2 separate regions of the Homo sapiens genome follow, and region 2 is linked to region 1. Evidence: read pairs that join two places in POLR2A ChIA-PET (ENCODE). Cell type or tissue: PC-9. All regions are shown on one strand.

Region 1 (2,500 bases):
TCTATCAGGGCATCCTGCCCCCTGGAACCCTCTGTGTCCTGTATGCAGAGGGGCAGGAGAACAGGTGTGAGGTACAGGGGCCTGGGCGTCCTGGAGTAGGCAGGGGAGAGGCAGTGTTGGACTACTGTACCCTAGAGAGATAGCAGAATTGGAATTTTTTTTTTTTTTTTTTTTTGAGACAGAGTCTCACTCTGTCCCCCAGCTGGAGTGCAGTGGCGCGATCTCGGCTCACTGCAAGCTCCACCTCCCTGGTTCATGCCATTCTCCTGCCTCAGCCTCCCGAGTAGCTGGGACTACAGGCACCCGCTACTACGCCCGGCTAATTTTTTGTATTTTTAGTAGAGACGGGGTTTCACTGTGTGAGCCAGGATGGTCTTGATCTGATCTCGTGATCCGCCGGCCTCGGCCTCCCAAAGTGCTGGGATTAGAGGTGTGAGCCACTGCGCCCGGCCAAGGAATTTTTTTTTTTTTTTTTTTTTTTTTTTGAGACTGAGTCTCGCTCTGGTACCCAGGCTGGAGTGCAGTGGTGTGATCTTGGCTCACTGCAACCTCCACCTCCCAGGTTCAAGAGATTCTCCTGCCTCAGCCTCCCTAGTAGCTGGGATTACAAGCATGCACCACCACACCTGGTTAATTTTTGTATTTTTAGTAGAGACAGGGTTTCACCATGTTGGCCAAGCTGGACTCAAACTCCTCACCTCAAATGATCCGCCCACCTTGGCTTCCCAAAGGGTTGGGATTAGAGGTGTGAGCCACTGCACCTGGCCAGGATTGGAATTATTGGGTATTTGGCCCCAAATGGGACCCTAGCTGGACCCGGGAGAGAAACCAGGGACCTGGATGTCTAGGGATGCAGACCAGAGTGCTTCGTGGCCAGACCCTGGGGAAAGGGGGAGGGGACCAAGAGGAAGGGCAGCAGACCCACGTGGCCTCGCTCCAACTCTGCAGATGACCTCAGCACCGCCCCTCCTGTGCCAGATGACGGAAGGGTCCTGGATCCTCGTGGGCATGGCTGTTCAAGGGAGCCGGGAGCTGTTTGCTGCCATTGGTCCTGAAGAGGCCTGGATCTCCCAGACAGTGGGAGAGGCCAACTTCCTGCCCCCCAGTGGCTCCCCACACTGGCCCACTGGAGGCAGCAATCTCTGCCCCCCAGAACTGGCCAAGGCCTCGGGATCCCCGCATGCAGTCTACTTCCTGCTCCTGCTGACTCTCCTGATCCAGAGCTGAGGGGCTAGGGTCCCAGCACCACTTCCCCCTTCTCCACCCTCTACTTCCCGCCCAGTGGGGCTGGAATGTGGCCCAGCCGGCTGGAACCTCAAGGGCCCCACCCACCGAGATTGCAGCGGCTCTGGCTAATTGGGCCTCAGTGCCCGGGCTATTTTGAACCCAGGAATCCTTGGGGGTGGTGGGAGGAGCGGACAATAAAGGTGTAAACACAGGTACCTGTGTGGCCTTGTGGCATCGCCGTGGGCAGGCTGAGGGGCTGGGCATCAGAGGCTAAGCGGGAAGCCCAAGGGGGAGGTCCCCTCCCTCCTCCCTCCTCCGGCCTCTGAGTCAGGCCTTGGGCTCTCAGGAAATGTACCCTGATAACCTGGCAGCGATTCCTTCATTCCTGTCCCAGGGCAGGGAAGTCGGGTGGCCAGCTGGCTGTGTGTCACCTGCCCAGTGGAGTCAGCACCCTCGGCACGTGCTGGACATCTCATCCCCTGCTCAGACCCGCTGCCCTCGCTGCCCGCCATAGACACACCTCAATGCACAATGCTCCGATGTATCCCCTGCACACACACAACACTTGGGCCCTTCAAGGGTCTGCCACTTTCACATTCTGCCCAGAACTTGGGTCCCTTATATGTGAACCTCACTCCCTTACCCACTGCTTACCTGCACCTCCCTGCATTCATTCAACCCGTGTTCCCTGGTGGCTACTAAGTCGTGGCACAATTGGGGTCTGATATATAAGCCCACAAAGTCCTCCCAATCTAGTGGGGACACATGTGGACATCCCTGGCTGGGATTGGGAAGATGTCATAGCAGTGATGTTTGAGCACAGAAAAAGGGAAGGTGGTTTCCAGCCAATGAATCTACAATTAAAAAGTAACGCAAAACCAGAGACGAGGTGCGGCAGCTCATGCCTGTAATCCCAGCACTTTGGGAGGATCGCTTGAGGCCAGGCATTCCAGACCAGCCCGGGCAACAAAGCAAGACCCCCATCTCCACTTTTTTTTTTTTGAGACAGAGTCTCATACTGATGCTCAGGCTGGAGTGCAGTGGTGCAATCTCGGCTCACTGCAACCTCCACCTCCTGGGTTCAAGCGATCCTCCTGCCTCAGACTCAAGTAACTAGGATTGCAGACTCAAGACACCATGCCGGACTAATTTTTGTATTTTTATTTAACTTATTTATTTTTAATTTTTTGAGACAGAGTTTTGCTATTGTCGCCCACACTGGAGTTCAATGGCGCAATCTCGGCTCACTACAACCTTCACCTCCCAGGTTCAA
Region 2 (2,500 bases), 320 kb after region 1:
AAAGACGGGTTTTCTCCATGTTGGTCAGGCTCGTCTTGAACTCCCAACCTCAGGTGATCTGCCTGCCTCAGCCTCCCAAAGTGCTGGGATTACAGGCATGAGCCACCATGCCTGGCCTACTATATTATTACTTTTTAAAAACTGTGATAAAACCGGTCAAGCATGGTGTCTCATGCCGGTAATCCCAGCACTTTGGGAGGCTGAGGCAGGCAGATCACTTGAGCTCAGGAGTTTGAAACCAGCCTGGGCAATGTGGCAAAACCCCATCTCTAAAACACAAGCAAACAAACAAAAATTAGCCAAGCGTGGGCCAGGCGTGGTGGCTCATGCTTGTAATCCCAGCACTTTGAGAGGCCGAGGCAGGCGGATCACCTGAGGTGAGTTTGAGACCAGCCTGGCCAACATGGCGAAAACCTATCTCTACTAAAAACACAAAAATTAGGCCAGGTGTGGTGGCTCACACCTGTAATCCCAGCACTTTGGGAGGCCAAGGCGGGCGGATCACCTGAGGTCAAGAGTTCGAGACCAGACTGACCAACATGGAGAAACCCCGTCTCTACTAAAAATACAAAAATTAGCTGGTGTGATGGCACATGCCTGTAATCCCAGCTACTCGGGAGGCTGAGGCAGAAGAATCGCTTGAACCCAGGAGGCGGAGGTTGTGGTGAGTTGAAATCGCGCCACTGCACTCCAGCCTGGGCAACAAGAGCAAAATTCCATCTCAAAACAAAAAAAGAAGTGTAACTAACAACATCAGGTGGTGGGACTCGGACATTTTTGGACCCCCCATACCTTCACCCACACCTCGGAGAGCAGATGTTTTGAATTGGAAACATCGAATTTTCAGTCCACCTAGAGTAAGCCCTTTGTCGGCTCAGCTTCTTGAACGTATGCATTTCATGCTCACCACATCCAAACTGTAAGGCTCCATCCAACCAACCAACCAAAATCCCTGTCCTGGACGGGAGCGGTGGCTCCCGCCGGTAATCCCAGCACTTTGGGAGGCCGAGGCGGGCGGATCACTTTAGACCATCTTGGCCAGCATGATGAAACCCCATATCTACTACAAATGCAAAATTTAGCTGGGTGTGGCGGTGCACACCTGTACAGCTACTTGGGAGGCTGAGTTGGGAGAATCGCTTGAACCCGGGAGGCAGAGGCTTCAGTGAGCAGATCATACTACACTGCAGCGTGGGTGATTAAGTCAGACTCTGTGAAAAGAAAGAAAAAGAAAGGAAAGAAAGAAAGGGAAGGAGGGAAGGAGGGAGGGAAGGAAGGAAGGAAAAAACCTCCCTGTCCTTTTGGCCCTGAAGGGACCTTCGCTTTCCAAAGGGCTATGGCAAGAAGGGTGGGTCGCAGCCACGTCACCGGCGGGAGGGTCGGCAAGGACGGTTGCTAGGTCGCCGCACAGCTTCCGCCGCGGAGAGAACCAAAGGACTGGGAGGAGAAGTGAACGCCCGCCCCATCCACGGTGCGGCCTGGGATTGGCTCACCGTTGTAAAGCCATGCCCCCAACCCGGGCAGCGCCGCGGCCACCCGCCCGGTTCCGAAACGGACCAGCAGGGGGCGGCCTGCACGTCCTGGCCGTGGCTCCTGCCCGTGGAGGCGACCCCAGCGGCCCAGACAACTAAGACCCGTGTTGCGTAATCTCCCCGGCCCCGCCCAGGGAGAGGTGCCTCTGCCCCCGGGGACCCTGGCGAACGCACGTTCCCCTGTTGATCATTCAGGCTGCACTGTGGACCCGGAAGTCTGGGTCCAGATCCAGCGAATTCGGAGAATCCTCAGCGGCCCCTCGTCTAAGCCGCAGCAAAAAAAGGGATTGGACTCACTGGACCACCTCCAAGGAGCCTGTCCAGTCTGACAGGCCCTATTTCTCATGGAAGACCCTGGGCTTCTCTGGCCTGAAGTTGAGAGCTGGCCCTGGCTCTGGCATTCCCTCTCTGAGTGGCCTTGGGCAAGTTATAGCCTATTTCTGAGCTTGTTTCCTCATCCTATTGTTAAGTCCTATGAGGGTTAGATGTCCTCAAAGGTCCCTTCCAGTTCTTAGCCATGAAACAGACTTGATAACATGTGGAAATCTCTGACATGTTAAATCTCTGACACGTAAATCTCTGACATGTTATGCTATTTAGCCACCTTCACCTTCTTTTCTTTTTTTTTGAGACTGAGTCTCGCTCTGTCGCCCAGGGTGGATTGCAGTGGTGCGATCTCAGCTCACTGCAACCTCCACCTCATGGGTTCAAGCGATTCTCCTGCCTCAGCCTCCTGAGTAGCTGGAATTATAGGCATGCACCACCACATCCAGCTAATTTTTGTATTTTTAGTAGAGACGGTGTTTCACCGCGTTGGTCAGGCTGGTCTTGAACTCCTGACTTCAGGTATCCACCCACCTCGGCCTCCCAAAGTGCTGGGATTACAGGCATGAGCCACTGTGCCTGGCCCTCTTTTCTTTTTTTTTTAATACAGGGTCTCACTCTGTCGCCCAGGCTGGAGTGCAGTG

What was found. Peaks named below come from ENCODE experiments on the same cell type or tissue, not always from the same donor. Only the 100,000 strongest peaks of a DNase experiment are listed, where the experiment ranks them.
Region 2: POLR2A ChIA-PET joins it to region 1 with 5 read pairs; 3 of 35 experiments call an interaction of 5 or more read pairs at or near these places.

Annotation. Positions count from the first base shown.
Region 1 is chr16:31,137,865-31,140,364 of GRCh38, reverse strand. PRSS36 (serine protease 36) reads left to right here. Exons shown (of 15, transcript NM_173502.5): 14 at 1-71; 15 at 949-1,439. The coding sequence ends at 1,227. Among named protein-coding and RNA genes, the nearest start is that of PRSS8, 3.4 kb to the right of the region's middle. RefSeq lists enhancers at 1-221, 503-1,195, 1,196-1,889. In PC-9, no CTCF peak of the experiment used is centred here; a DNase peak (open chromatin) is centred at 1,464; H3K4me3 peaks cover 1,121 bases; H3K27ac peaks cover 1,983 bases.
Region 2 is chr16:30,813,512-30,816,011 of GRCh38, reverse strand. The region is part of intron 1 of LOC124903679 (a long non-coding RNA gene); the gene reads right to left. Among named protein-coding and RNA genes, the nearest start is that of ZNF629, 28 kb to the right of the region's middle. RefSeq lists a silencer at 1,388-1,717 and enhancers at 1,738-1,887, 1,758-2,312, 2,313-2,500. In PC-9, CTCF peaks have their summits at 1,400 and 1,600 (motif pointing right); a DNase peak (open chromatin) is centred at 1,501; H3K4me3 peaks cover 1,285 bases; H3K27ac peaks cover 680 bases.